Regions from separate parts of the Homo sapiens genome. Here region 2 is linked to region 1. Evidence: chromatin loops called from intact Hi-C (ENCODE). Cell type or tissue: Calu3. All regions are shown on one strand.

Region 1 (8,000 bases):
AATATGCCATGATCCATTTCTGTTATTATTTCAATATTTTAATTATCCAAGGTGTGGCCATTGATAGCCCCTTCAAGTTGGCCTCTTTAGAAATTTGGTAATGCTGACTTTGCTTTTGGGTTTTGTAATTGTCTTCATAAGTAGGAGACGATATGGCTTACAGTCTACTATAATTTACAGAATTGTCAAGTACCATCCTTTATGTTCAAATGACCTTTGGGTATTTTTTTAATGAAGTGATGGGTTTGTGATGATTTATCTTCATTCTCTCCAGGCTTCTCCAGTAGCCAATGCAAATTTTTACCAGATGTTTGGCATAGTTAGCAACGTAATATATGGCAGTAGAAGAGAGCAAAACTGGTCTGCTGGTGGATTGTTAATCCATAATTGTAACCTTTATTAATACAGTCCCCTAACCATTTAAGATGTACACCATGCCTAGGAGTGCTGTAAAATTTTATTTTTATAAAATTTATATTAATGTATGCACATTAGTAATCCCCCAACAAAACATGTTAGGTGTCCTTTTATCACTAAGATTGTGTTGTTTAAAAAGGATCACCCCTGATTTTCTGTTTTCTATCCTCCTCTAATTTTTAGGGTTCAAACAGGTAAATTGTCAGAGTTTTTGACAACATCTTGTTGCACACACTTGAGCTTCATGGACCCTGGACCTGAGGGTAAGCTGTACAGTGAAGATTATGATGACAACTATGATTACCTGGAATCTGGCAACTGGATGAATGATTATGATTCAACCAGTCATGGTAAGGAGGCTTCATAAAGCACTGGCCTGGCTGGACAAAACTACAAAATATTGTTTAGCACCATCCTTAATAATTTATGCTGCCAGCAGTCTCACAGTGTTCTATCCTCACTCTAGATCTCTACTTTTGTTTGGCTTTACTTTTCCTCCCTCTACTTACCTTTGGTTTCTGGTCTAATATTCCTGCGGTAATTGTGGAGTATGGAGTTGGACAGTCCCTTACTAAGATTGGGGAAGATTCCTCTCCCAGGCATTTGAAGTGGCTGGTGATTTTGACATGGGAAGAAGCAGTGGTGAGTGAGAGATGATTAATCAAGTATGAAGTAGGAAAATAATACATATACAGTACTGCTTTTTGACATTAAAAAGCATAAAAATATGAAATTTAATTAGAGTCCTTTTCATATAATATTAGAGGAGCATATCGGAATCTCTGGGGAGGTCTGTGTAGTTTGAAAAAGCCTATTCAGTATGTCTGTTATTTTCATAGTACAAACTAGGCAAATACAACTAAGTCAAACTCTAATTGGCTTCTAGCAATACAAAGGTGATATAGTGAGAAAGCATTGCAGGGGCATGCATTGAAAGTGACTGAGCAACACTACCCTACAGTGTTAAAATACTGACTTAGGCAGAGCAGGCATTATGTTGCTTGAATTTCATACAGAGAAGGGCCAATAAGAAAGAATTATTTGTCTAGCCCTCTAAAATATGATTTGCCTGCTTTCATTGTCTGGGTATTTGACTGTTAGCCTGTATCTTAAGGCAGCCAATTTCTTTATCTTAAGAGTGGTATGTTGGAGAAAAGAAAAAAATAAATTTGCTGCCCTCAGTGAGGTCAGCCAGCACAATCTCATACAATAGGACAACACATTAGCAGTCAGAAGGACTATTTTCTTTTTTGGGCCCGACATTTACTCACTAAGCACCACTTCATTCATTCTGTGTTTGTTTTTGTAAGATCTAAAACAGTTGAATTTCTTTGTTGGAAAAGTACATTAAATACAAGGCTATTTACTGTTATCAGTAATAACAAAAGTCATGATGTCTTGGCATAAAATACTTTGAAAATTAAATGAGAAGATCATATATTGAGATTGTTTGCTCTTCTATGGGTAGTTGTGATTTTTATCTGTAGTACTCATTCCATTGGATTACTAAAATATATATTTCTAATGATACGTGTTACTGAATTTGACATTATGGCATTCTGAGTCACTTTCCTAGTTCCGGGTTTACTCATCAGTGTTCTCAAAATGAATGTATTTATTGCTTGCCAGCCCTTCTGTGGGTAAAGAGCTTCTCTCCATATTCTTCATAATCCTCCACTCAAGTCTCTAGATTGTATTCAAGGTTACAATCTTTGTCATTAGGATGTCACTGAATATGAGCTCCATTCTTACAGCTCTACTAGTTCGCATTAGTCACATCAGAGCACAGAAAGACATCTGGAGAGATCAGTAAATATCATCAAAAACCAGAAGACTCATGACTGATACAGCAGACTTTGGTATCGATCTGAATAGTGTGTTTTTCTAACTATAAACCTTGTGAATATTCATGTAAAGTCTGAAATATTAAGCTTCCACAGGATATATGTATGTTTTTCTTTCCATTACCCATACTCAGAGATAATGTTATAGAAGGTATATGGGAGAAGGGGAGCCCAAGAAGATAGGGACCATATCCATCCTCTTCACCACTGAAATGTCAGCACCTAGTACACTGCCTGGTACATAGCAGCCAACAAATATTTGCTGAGTAAACAAACGAGGTGACTAAGAAGATTTTTGCCCTTTCCTGGCCCTTCCTCACCAAAGTCCCCTCACATTAGTGTGACCTGAAGCTCCCTGTTCTGTTCCTCCTCCATCCCTGCCACCATTACTATCACATGCACACACACAAATACACAGATTGCTAAATGCTTGCTCCAATGTAAAACAAGCTCATACTGCTTTCAAGAACCCTGACCTTGTCTCAGCAAGTTGAAGAGGAGGTGGATCCTAGTAAATGGCCATGGTCACTGGATCTTAAAGTGATGAGGTTATATCATGATCACAAGCTTTTCCTCCATGAGCTAAAAACAACCTACTTCTGGTGCTGTGTTGTGAGCACAGGAGCCAATCATTCTCTTTGCTGGGGTAGATTGTAAAGTAACTAAAATATTTTCATTCTTTTCTCTTCCCCCTCCCCCCACTAACCTTGCAGCTCGCTGTGGTGATGAAGTTGCTCGTTATTTAGATCACCTTTTGGCGCACACTGCTCCCCATCCTAAACTAGCCCCTACCTCACAGAAGGGAGGGCTAGATCGGTTCCAAGCTGCTGTGCAAACAACCTGCGACTTAATGTCCTTGGTGACCAAGGCCAAGGAACTGCATGTACAGAGTGAGTAATGCCGTGACTCACCAGAGTCAGGCACAGGATGACGTGAAGCCCAGGATAGGGGCGGGCATTGATTACAATGTAAGCAGGAACTTTAGTTTTCTTCACTGCTTTATCCCCCGCATCTCAGACAGCACCTAGAACATATTAGACACTCAAATATTTGTAAAATGAGTGAATTGTGTATAGTTATGCTGCAGGTAGTGCTATGTAGTCTGGTTTAACTGGTAACATGGTAAGAAGAGGCAGAACAAGAGACATGGAGCATATTCAACTATAACATTAAAGTTTGAAATGGTAGAAAGGGTTTTTCCTTTGGGAAAATTACTTCTATGGAATTTTCTTGTTGTTCCAGCAATGTAGAGCTGTTTTGTCAAATATAATACTCATTCTTTACAACTTTGCCATTCTTCTCCCCATGGCCACTACCCTCCTTCAGTTGTATTCACAGTGGAGGGTGTCTTCTGCCACACATTGCCAGGAGTAGTCATAGTTCCTAAGAGTGTTCAATGTCTTTATAGTAGCTGGATATGAAAGGAGAGAAGGGCTCCTTGGCCACACCTAGAAGACCTGAATGTTAACATTTTACAGATGAGGAGAATGACTGAGATGCATGCTCTTGCTGTCTAAAACTTTATTGACCATTACTAACCAAATACATTAAACATGAACATTGGGAATCATTTAACATTTATAATAGGGAAAAGCTCAGCATACCCTCTGAGTATGCTTCCTCGAGAAAGGGCTTATATGAAGAGATGAAATTTATTGTTATACTTCTCAATTGTGAACCAGAAAACTTGGGCTTAATTCCCAGCTCTGCTACTTACTTGCTTGAACAGTTATTTGAGCTCTGTATCTCTCTTTCTGTATCTGTAAAGTGGTGAAAATTACAAATCTTTCCTTAGAAGTGATGGTAAGTATTTCAACAATGAACTGTAAGTAAAAAATCTTAGGAATATCTCAAAGTTGGTCAGCAACTACATTTTTCTTATTCCCTAGATAGGATCATCCATTCACTTATTCTTAGGGAAATTTAACCACTAGCAGCCAGATATTCACCTAGAAAAGTTCGGAAAATAGAAAATGCAACTGAGTTCTTTCTATTATATGTCGTATTCCATCAAAGTATCAGTGAACGCACCATCGTGGATTAATCACATTAGTAAATTTAATATCTTACATGTCCAGCTAGTGCTATAATTCTAGAAATTCAATTCAAAATATACTTATTAATTGCACATTATTTAAATTATCTTATATTCATATTTATTTTCTTTGATATTACCAAGAAAGGAGAAATTTGTCATTCTTGTTCTATGAAGAACTGACTCACATGTGACTTAATTGTTGAAGTCAACTGTGCATTTCTATTAGTCTCCTAATTACCTAATATTTCCCATAAATGTCATATTTTTGCAGATGTTCACATGTATCTTCCTACGAAGTTATTTCAGGCTTCCCGGCCTTCATTCAACTTACTTGATTCACCTCATCCCCGACAGGAGAACCAGGTAAATTTGTGCAGGAGGTATTTCTATTAGCTTTTTGAAAAACTGCCATCTTTATGGGAAATAATAGGACTAGTCATTATGGTTCTTGTTACTAACTAGTGGTACGCAAAATGCTATTCTGGTGAAGATACATGTTCTTTTCAGTTCACTTTTACATTGGGCAAGTTTGTCTGGTCAGACTTTGGGAAAACTAGATTGCTGTATTATACATCTGGAAGGTTTCATTACTTTTGCTTTGCCTTTCATTAGTATTTAAAGAATTCCTTGGAAAAGGTTTAGAGGTGAAAATATGACTCATTCTAGGACATTATTTAAGTTGAGCACTTGTGAACTTAATTTCTTGTCATCATTTCTCAAACTAAAGGTTCCCTCTGTTCGTGTAGAAATACATCTTCCTAGAGACCAGTCTGGGGAGGTGGACTTTAAAGCACTGGTTTTACAGTTGAAGGAGACCTCAAGCTTACAGGAACAAGCTGATATCCTCTATATGCTGTATACTATGAAGTAAGTGGTGGATATTATCAATCTAGTTTAATGTTCATAATCAGAGGAATTATAGCATAATAAATAGAGCACAGCTTTTGGAGTTTCGCTGATCTGGAATTGAATATAGTTTAACAACCTATCCATCATGTGACTTCAAACCCTCAGTTGTCCTCATTTATAGAATTTGGATTATATATACCTCATAGAGTTATTGTAAAGATTAAGATATAATATCCATGAAGTCTCTAATACAATGCCTGGCACATGGTGGGTGATCAATAACTGATAAATATTACTGTCATTAGGTTATTTTTAAGCCTCCATTATTTGGTCAAATGTACAGATAAGTTTTTAACTCAAGAAAAGTAAGAATATAGAGGTTTATAGGAGAAAGAAACTAACATTTTTGTTTGCTATGTGTCAGGCATCCTGCTAGGTACTTTGTATTAGTACAAACTCAATATGTCCAAATTGAACTCCTCTCTCCTAAACCCCACAAGCTTACACAAAAATAATCTGTTCTCCCTCCTTTTCCATGTTGTAGTCACCATGAAGAGGCAGGATGGACTTTCTTCCCCTAAATTTGGTTTGGATGTTGAGATAGATGGTGACATACACATACCAAGAAGGTGTGGAATATTTATTACTCACATAATAAGGCTTTCTAGGAAGAGCAAAGAAGGTTCCCAGCTTGCTCCCAAAAAGGCTTGAGAGCCCAGGGAAAGGAGACTAAATTGGGGGTTTTATAATCATTACAGGATGAGCATTCTCACTGGCTTCTAGTTTTCTTTTTTTGTTGTGTCCTTGTTTGGTTTTGGTATCAGGGTAATGCTGGCCTCATAAAATGAGTTCGGAAGAACTCTCCCCTTTTCCTTTTTTTTTTTTATTTTTTTTATTTTTTGGAATAGTTTGAAAAGAATTAGTATTAGTTCTCTAAATATTTGGTACAATTCAGCAGTGAAACCATCTGGTCCTGGGCTTCCCTTTGATGGGAGACTTTTTATTACTGATTCAATCTCCTTTGTTATTGATCTATTCAGATTTTCTGTTTCTTCATACTTCAATCTTGGTAGATTGTATGTGTTCACAAATTTATCCGTTTCTTCTAGGGTTTCCTACTTGTTGGCATATAATTGTTCATAACAGTTTCTAACAATTCTTTTAATTTCTGTGGTATCAGTTATATCTCATCTTCTTTTTTTGATTTTGAAGTGAGGTCTCGCTCTGTTGCCCAGGCTGGAGTGCAGTGGCATCATCATGGCTCACTGCAGCCTTCACTGCCCAGTCTCAAGTGATCCTCCCACCTCAGCCTCCTGAGTAGCTGGTACCACAGGTGCGTGCCACCATGTCCGGCTAAATGTTTTTTTAATTATTTATAGAAATGAGGTCTTACTATGTTACCCAGGCTATATATCTCCTTTTCATCTCTCATTTTATTTATTTGGGTATTCTTTCTTTTTTTCTTTGTCTAGCCAAATCTTTGTTGATTTTTGTTTATCTTTTCAAAAAAACCAACTTCTCATTTTGTTAATCATTTGTATTGCTTTTTTAGTCTCTGTTTTATTTATTTCCACTCTGATGTTTATTGTTTCTTCCTTTTACTAATTTTGGGTTTAGTTTGTTCTTGTTTTTCTAGTTACTTTAGGTGTAACATTATGTTGTTTATTTTAGACCTTTATACTTTTTGATATATGCATTCATTGCTATAAACATCTCTCTTAGAATAGCATTTTCTGTATCCCATATCTTTTGGTATGTTGCATTTCCTTTTCATTTGCCAAAAGAAATTTTTGTAATTTCCTTCTTAATTTGTTCAGTGACCCCTTGGTTGTTTAGGAGCATGTTTAATTTCCTTGTATTTGTAAAGTTTCTGTGGTTTCTCCTGTTATTGATTTCTAGTTTTATATCATTGTGATCAGAAAAGATACTTGATATGATTTTGATCTTCTTCAATTCATTAATACTTGTTTGTAGCCTAGTATATAATCTACCCTGCAGAATGTTCCATGTAAAGTTGAGAATAATGTGTATTCTGTAGCTTTTGGATGGAATGTTCTGTAAATATCAATTAGGTCCATTTGGTCTAGTGTGCAGTTTAAATCCAATGTTTGTTTGTTGATTTTCTGTCTATGTGATCTGTCCATTACTGAAAATGGGCTGTTGAAGGCCCGTACTATTATTGTATTGTAGTCTATCTCTTCCTTTAGGTATGTTAATATTTGCTTTATATACTTAGGTGCTCCAATGTTGGGTGCATATACATTTACAATAGTTGAATCCTCTTGCTTAACTGATCCCCCTTATCATTATATGGTGACCTTCTATATCACTTTTTAGTGTTTTACTTAAAGTCTATTTTTTTAAGACAGTCTTGCTCTGTCAGCCAGGCTGGAGTGTAGTGCCATGAACATGGCTCACTGTAGTCTCAAACTCCTGGGCTCAAGTGACCCTCCAACTTCAGTTTCCTGAGTAGCTGGGACCACAGGTGCATGCCACCATGGCCAGCTGATTTTTAATTTTTTTTTGCAGAGCTGGGGTCTGGCCATGTTGCCCAGGCTGGTCTCAAACTATTGGGCTCAAGCCATCCTTCTGCCTCAGCCTCCCAGAGTGCTGGGAGTTCCAGGTGTGAGCCACAGCACCTGGCCCTGAAAGTCTGTTTTATCCAAGTAGAGTTACGTCTGTTGTCTTTTGCTTTCCATTTGCATGGAATATCTTTTTTCCATCCGCTCACTTTTAGTCCATGTATGTCCTCACAGGTGGAGTGAATCTCTTTTAAGCAGCATATAGTTGGCTCTTGGCTTTTTTTATTCATTAAGCTACTCTGCTTTTTAATGGGATAATTTAATCAACTC
Region 2 (8,000 bases), 66 kb before region 1:
GTTCAGATAACCAATAAGTACATGAAAGGATAGTGAACATCATTAATTTTGAAAGAAATATAGGTCCAAACCACAATGAGATACCACTTCACACCCATCAGGATGACTGTAATCAAAAAGACAGATAATAAGTGTTGCTGAGGATGTGGAGAAATTGGAACCCTCATACACTGCTGGTGGAAATGTAAAATGGTGCGGCTGCCTTGGAAAAGAGTCTGGTAGTTCCTTAAAAGGCTTAAAAAAGAGATACCATATGATCTAGCAGTTTCACTCCTAAGTATATATATACCCAAGAGAAATGAAAACATATGTTCACTCAAAAGCTTATACATTAATGTTTATAGCAGCATTACTTATGATAGCCATAAATGAAAATAACCCAAATGTTTATCAACTGATAATTGGATAAATAAAATATGATACATCTGCACAATGGAATTTTTAAATTTTTTTTCATGTTACTGCTACCTCTCAAGATGGAATATTTTGGGCAATAAAAAATGAATTACAGGTACATGCCACAACACTGACAAACCTTGAAAATATTATGCTAAGTGAAAGAACCCAGACATAAAAGGCCACATATTGTATGATTCCATTTATATGAATGTCAACTAAGGCAAATCATAGAGACAAGAAGTAGATTAGTGATTACTTAGGCTGGGGGGCAACTGTAGAAGGGAAGTGGGGAGTGACTGCTAAGGGGCACAAGGTTTCTTTTGGAGTGATGACAGTGTTCTAAAATTGATTGTGGTGATGGTCGCATAACTGTGCATACACTAAAAACCGTTGAATATATACTTCTTATGCATGCTTTTTACATATCTCAATAAGGTTGTTTCTAAAAATGAGAGAAAGAGGCTTAATGTTATACAGATGAGTGCAGAATATAAGTGCAATAGACCACTGATTTAGCTCCATTTCTGGAGCCCTGTATGCCTTAGTATTCTTTATATAGTCACCTTTGGTCTAATCCAGCCCTATCTCATTTTATGTGTACTCACCTCTGCATTCTTTGTTCGACAAGCAGTGTCTGGGCTCTACAGGAGGCACAGGATCCAGAGGTCCTCCATTTATGACCTTTCCTCAAGAGGCTGATCCCTTTCCTGTGGTTAACAGAGGTGTTTAAAATCACTTAATAAATTTTCAAACATCTACTGTTCAATGCTATTTAATACCGTTCAGAATACTACGTGAGATACTTTTAGTGGCTATGTGAGATAATTTTAGAAGATGCAGATATAAATAAGATGTAGTTCTTTCCTTAAAATTCAAGTACACATTTGTCTATAATACAGAGTAAAAAAATAAGTTCATAAAAGTAAGAAAAACAAAATTCTGTGAATCACAAAATAGGAGAATCAATGATAGCATCACAGAGGACATAGCATTTGAGCTGAGCCTTGAAAGAACAGTAGGATTTCAAGATCTGGAGAGAAGAAGGCCATTTAAATGGAGAATATAACAAGCAAAAGGACATAAATGGTAGAAATGTCTGGCATTTGTATGATATAGCTGTGATGCAAGTCTAACAGATGAATAATACCAGTTTCATACTTTTGCCTTCTCTGTCTCTGCTCAATCGCATTGTCACACAAAGATGACAAGATAAAGCTATGAAGCTGATGTCCCATGTCACTATCATCTCTTCTCTTTACCGGCGTCTTTCCAAGAAGTTAGTGTCATTACGATTGCAAGAAAAAACACACTTTGCCACTTTGCTTCTGCAGCTTCCCTGTGCTATGGATGCTATTTTGACAGAGCCATGGATCAGGAGGAGTTTGCAATCTGATAATACCAATCATATAGTTCTTTTTAATTATAAAGTTACACAGTTCCATGATTTAAAATATATGTTAATAGATCAAAGATTTAGATGTGGCCAGGCGCAGTGGCTCAAACCTGTAATCCCAGCACTTTGGGAGGCTTAGGCGGGCGGATCACAAGGTCAGGAGTTCAAGACCAGCCTGGCCAACATGGTGAAACCCCTTCTTTACTAAACATACAAAAAAATTAGCCGGGCATGGTGGTGGGTGCCTGTAATCCCAGCTACTCAGGAGGCTGAGACAGGAGAATCACATGAACCTAGGAGGCAGAGGTTGCAGTAAGCCAGGATCATGCCACAGCACTCCAGCCTGGGCAACAGAGCGAGACTCTGTCTCAAAAAAAAAAAAAAAGTTTCTGATAATAAAAAAATACTATAAACAAGTCCAAATTCCAACAAACTAGCAAAAATACTTGCAACACATATGATGTGCAACGGACTAATTTCCTTAATATTTGTTAAAATATCAATAATAGAGAAAGAAGTTTTTTTTAAAGTTTAATGCTGAGCAAATACACACACACAAACACACACACACAGTATGTTTGTGTGAACCACAGAAAAGGGGAAGCAATGACAGCATCACAGAGGAGATAGCATTTGAGCTGGAACTTGAAAGAACAGTGAGATTTCAAGATATGGGAAGGAAGGGAAGGCCATATGAATGGAGATTATGAGCAAAAGGACATAAGTGGTAGAAATATGTGGCATTTGTATGGTATGGCTGTGATACAAATCTAAGAGATGAATAAGGCCAGTTTCATACTTCTGCCTTCTCTCAGCCTCTGATTTCTATTGAATTGCCAGTCTTTCTGGCAATATATACTTACAATGCATACTTTTTATGTATCTCAATAAAGTTTTTAAAAATGACAGAGAATGAGGCTTAATATTATACAGATGGTGCATGTATATATATGTATATACCAAGACCATACATATGCCATTTTATATATATATACTAAGACCATACATATGCAAAGACTGGTATATGTATGTACCAGGAAGACCAGCAATTCAGTAAAAATCTGAAGGACATGACCAAACAGTTCATAGGAAAAGAAATATGAAACACAGATAGCTTATAAATATATCAAAAGATTTACAACCTTACTCATAATAAAAAACTGGAAATTAAACTACAAGGGGCTTCTATTTCTTATCCACTAAAGTGAGACAAAGATTAAAAATTTTTTTTAAAGCCTGTGTTTGCAAAGATGTAGGGAAACAGGCAGTCAGTGTTGGTATATAAACTGTAGAATTTCTTTGAAGAATAACTTGGAGATGATTATCAAAATTTAATATACATGATGAAGTATTTAGAGGGAAGTGTACGGATATCTGCAGCTTACTCTGAAATGTATCAAAAAGGAAGATGGATAGATATATGATGAACAAAGTATACTAAAATGTTAATGGTGGAGTTCAGATGGTGAGTATACAGGGGTCCTCTGTAAAATTGTTCCATATTTTTCTGTTTGTTTGAAAGTGTTCATAATAAAACATTGGAAAATAATATGCATACATCTTTGGGTCAGCAATTCCAAGAATCTGCCCTGATATACTGGCACATGTGCATAAAGATATATTTCCACAAATACTCATTGCAACATTGTAGTGAGGAAAGATTTGATACAACCGAAATGTCCTTCCGTAGGGAACTGGTTACATGAGTAACCGTTCAGTGAAATGTTCTGTAGCTATTAAAAAAATGAGACAGATGTATTTGAAATTATCTCCAAGTTACTTATATATGAAAAAGCAAAATGCAGTATAATATACAGTACTACCCTTTGTGTAATGTTTGTACATGCATAATATATCTCTGAAAGGATACAGAAGAAACTGGTAAAACAGGTTTCTCCAGAGAGATTTGGCAGTGGTGAAGGTGATGTGGTTCTGGGTAGGAGGAAGACTCACTGGTTATCCTTCGGCACAGTTTGATTTTTTTCATGAAAGAGTATTACTAAGTGCTGACTTACGAAGGGCGTGTTAGGTCTTAGAATTCTTTCTGAACTGGAATGGGTGTTCAGGATATTCACAGTGGAGTTCATTTGAAAGCTGACATTAAGAAACATTTGACAATCATTTTACATCATGCTTCTAAGAATGTGAGAGGACTTTTTCCATTCTCAAGTCCTTTTAAGGAAGTTTTTTTCATCTAGATCTAATTGCTCTAGATATGCCCACTGTTCAGCAAACTAGAATTTCTTGGCTTTTTCTGGCTAACACAACTACATAGCTGGCACATGTACTCATTTCCATTAAACCAACACATCTGTTTTTGTGACAAATGCGAACAAAAAATGTTTTGTTTAAATAGAATAGCCTCCACCAAGTAAATATGAGAAGCTTAAAAGTTTAGTCTCTATAGCTAACCTGATGTTCACTTTTTCCTCCTGTTTGTTATAGACCAGAAAGGAAAAATTAGCTTCCTGATTTTTAAATTCTGAAATGATTTCTTAGTTTAGAATCAAATAGTCCAAACCAAGTCTTTCATATGTAAACAGTAATATTTATTGTTATAAAAGAGGTATATTAAAAGTTAACTGCTTAGTAAATTTTAGGTGTATAAAAACTTTTAGTGCTCAGGATTAAGTAATTTTGTATAAAATTTTATGAAATATATCCTGCAGTTTTCTGATTTATTATGATTTTGCTTTTTAATATAACTTTAAATTACAAAAAATTACAAAAGTAGCACCTGTTTCTTGTAGAATACTGTAAAATTGCAAAAATGTCCAGAAAAGATAAAATAAAACTACCTTGAATCTCACCACCAAAGATAACTGCTATTAACTAACATCCTCCTGGTTATATATTTGTGTAGTTCTGTATGTTTGAGGGGGGAGATATAAAGAGAGGAGTTTTTAAGCAAAAATGGATCATATTATACATATTAGGAGGCAGTATAGCATCTTACCTCCTAATGAAACTGCATTCAGCATTCTCTGAAATGAAACTGAAATCAACAGTCAATTGAGTCCCGGTTCCACTATTTGTTAGTTACATGACCTTAGGAAAATTTTTAACTCCTTTAAGCCTCATGGAGAAAATAGAGGTGCTTACCTCTTAGGGTGGTTGTTGAAAAATTAAATGGATAATTCATGTAAAACATTCTGTGTGTAAGTTATAATATCTTTGTATGGCTTACATTTAGAATAATTATCATTTTTACTTAAAAATGCAATTTAAGTCCTTTTTAAAATCATAATTTTATCTATTTCTTGCTTAGTATTTAGACCCCTTCCAGCTCAGTTTTGAAATATTTGTCTTTTATTCCCCAAGTGCTTAGGTTTGTACATTTAAGCATATTATAAATTAGTTACCTATAGAATCAGATTTTACTTTTTGGTAAAATCTGTAAATAACAGTTAAAATTCTTCCATGTTGAAATATGCTTATATCTCGCTTAGTTGGAGACTAGCCTAGGACTTGTTTGTGGTCTTGTTTTTATAGTTTAAGATCAAAGTGCCTTCCATTGTTCCTAGGCAGGAGTAGGATTGCTTGGGATTAGTGAGATCAGTTAGTCACTATGGCTGCCTATAAAGCTTATAGTGATAATTGACCAGTTCTGTATCTTTATTCCCTCTTTCCTCAGGACTCCATATCATCCACAGCCTAGATGAAGTCAATTTCATACAGAACCTTGTGTTTTACATTGAAGCTGCATATAAAACTGCTGTAAGTACTGATTTTAGAATGGATTTTAGACATATGATGTTTTTGTTTTCTAAATACTGGGCAACTCAGTTGTTTTCTTAATGCTACTGCTCATAGTGAACCAACCTAAAAGGCTTCTGGCAGAAATTGTCTTTAGCCTCTTTCTTTATTAAGACCTGTCATCCTGTGTCTTCTCTTCAAGGGGGTTACAGAGACAAGAGGGTCAGGATGCTATACTTTCATTCCTTTCAAACTCTGTGATATCTCATGGTATGTATTTGGCAATCTGGGCTAAATTGTGGTCTTATTTTAATGATTTAAGTTCTTAAGAGCAAGATAGCTAGGTTGTATTGTGGGTCAGTTAGCTACTTAGAAATAAAATTTAGTCATGTTTGTAATATTATCTGTAGGTGTTGATTCAGTGCTTACAATGCAAATAAGTTATTTTTCCTTACAACTACCATATGAGGTAGGTTTCTGTTAAATCATAATATATTTAACATCTTCTCTGTATAAAATGTTAAGTTAGACACTATACAGGAATGCGATTTTTTTCTTCTTCAGTCTAACATAGACAACTTTTCTTTGTTGTTCATTGAAGCTTTATTCATAATCTCCAAAACTGGAAATAACCCAAATATCTATCAACAAGTAAATGGATAAACAAACTGTGGTATATCCATAAAATAGAATACTACTCATCAATAAAAAGGAATGAACTGTTGATTCATGCATCAGTGGGTGAATCTCAAAGGCATTATGCTTAGTGAAAGAAGTTAGACAAAAAATGTACAGACTGTATGATTCTACTCACATAAAATTCTAGAAATCTATAGTGACAGAAAGCAGATCCATGATTGCCTCAGGAGAGGAGCAGAGGGAGAGATAAATTACAGAAGAGTATGAGGAGACTTTTGGAAATTTTACAAATATTCATTATTATGATGATAGTTTCACGCATGAAAACATATCAAAATTAATCAAGTTGTACACTTTAAATATGTGCAGTTCTTTGTATATCATTTATACCTCCATAAAAATACAAAAGTTGTTATTATTTGTTGAATCTGTGTTTCCATTTCTGTTTCTGTTTTTGTCTGTTGCCCAGGCTGAAGTGCAGTGGCATGATCGAGGCTCACTGCAGCCTCAAACTCCCAGGCTCAGGTGATCCTCCCACCTCAGCCTCCTGAGTAGTTGTGACTAAAGGTATACGCCACCACATCCAGCTAATTTTTGTATTTTTTATAGAGACGAGGTTTCGCTATGTTGCCCAGGCAGGTCTCAAACTCCTTGACTCAAGCAATTCACCCTCCTAGGCCTCTCAAAGTGCTAGGATTACAGGCATGAGCCACCACACCTGGCCTGTTTTCCACTTCTTACTAACCACCCTCCTCCTTTGTGACCAACACATTATTTTTTATTTCTGTTAATTGGACAGTTATCTTTTAAGTATATTTAAATAAAAATTAGAAATTCATTTACCATTTCTGGTGTACTTCTTTTCTTCATGTAGATTCAGATTTCCAACTGGCATTATTTCCTTCTGCCTGAAAAACTTTCTTTTTTTTTTTTTTTTTTTTTTTTAATTTATTTTTTTATTGATAATTCTTGGGTGTTTCTCACAGAGGGGGATTTGGCAGGGTCATGGGACAATAGTGGAGGGAAGGTCAGCAGATAAACAAGTGAACAAAGGTCTCTGGTTTTCCTAGGCAGAGGACCCTGCGGCCTTCCGCAGTGTTTGTGTCCCTGATTACTTGAGATTAGGGATTGGTGATGACTCTTAACGAGCATGCTGCCTTCAAGCATCTGTTTAACAAAGCACATCTTGCACCGCCCTTAATCCATTTAACCCTGAGTGGACACAGCACATGTTTCAGAGAGCACAGGGTTGGGGGTAAGGTCACAGATCAACAGGATCCCAAGGCAGAGGAATTTTTCTTAGTGCAGAACAAAATGAAAAGTCTCCCATGTCTACTTCTCTCCACACAGACACGGCAACCATCCGATTTCTCAATCTTTTCCCCACCTTTCCCGCCTTTCTATTCCACAAAGCCGCCATTGTCATCCTGGCCCGTTCTCAATGAGCTGTTGGGCACACCTCCCAGACGGGGTGGTGGCCGGGCAGAGGCGCCCCTCACCTCCCGGACGGGGCGGCTGGCCGGGCAGGGGGCTGACCCCCCCACCTCCCTCCCGGACGGGGCGGCTGGCTGGGCAGGGGGGCTGACCCCCCCCACCTCCCTCCCGGACGGGGCGGCTGGCCGGGCGGGGGGCTGACCCCCCAACCTCCCTCCCGGACGGGGCGGCTGACCCCCCCACCTCCCTCCCGGACGGGGCGGCTGGCCGGGCAGAGGGGCTCCTCACTTCCCAGTAGGGGCGGCCGGGCAGAGGCGCCCCTCACCTCCCGGACGGGGCGGCTGGCCGGGCGGGGGGCCGACCCCCCCCACCTCCCTCCCGGACGGGGCGGCTGGCCGGGCGGGGGGCCGACCCCCCCACCTCCCTCCCGGACGGGGCG

Evidence for each region. Hi-C counts contacts between places; a loop is a spot of excess contacts. Peaks named below come from ENCODE experiments on the same cell type or tissue, not always from the same donor. Only the 100,000 strongest peaks of a DNase experiment are listed, where the experiment ranks them.
Region 2: a loop joins it to region 1, with 10 times the contacts of the local background. A loop is called at or near these places in 3 of 110 quality-filtered maps.

The regions. Positions count from the first base shown.
Region 1 is chrX:72,615,876-72,623,875 of GRCh38, reverse strand. PHKA1 (phosphorylase kinase regulatory subunit alpha 1) reads left to right here. Exons shown (of 32, transcript NM_002637.4): 18 at 601-767; 19 at 2,975-3,151; 20 at 4,571-4,662; 21 at 5,027-5,166. Among named protein-coding and RNA genes, the nearest start is that of HDAC8, 47 kb to the right of the region's middle. In Calu3, no CTCF peak of the experiment used is centred here; a DNase peak (open chromatin) is centred at 3,165.
Region 2 is chrX:72,682,007-72,690,006 of GRCh38, reverse strand. It overlaps PHKA1 (phosphorylase kinase regulatory subunit alpha 1), which reads left to right. Exons shown (of 32, transcript NM_002637.4): 5 at 5,427-5,509. It overlaps PHKA1-AS1 (PHKA1 antisense RNA 1), which reads right to left and starts at 1,058. Exons shown (of 5, transcript NR_110391.1): 1 at 1,005-1,058. In Calu3, no CTCF peak of the experiment used is centred here; a DNase peak (open chromatin) is centred at 3,726.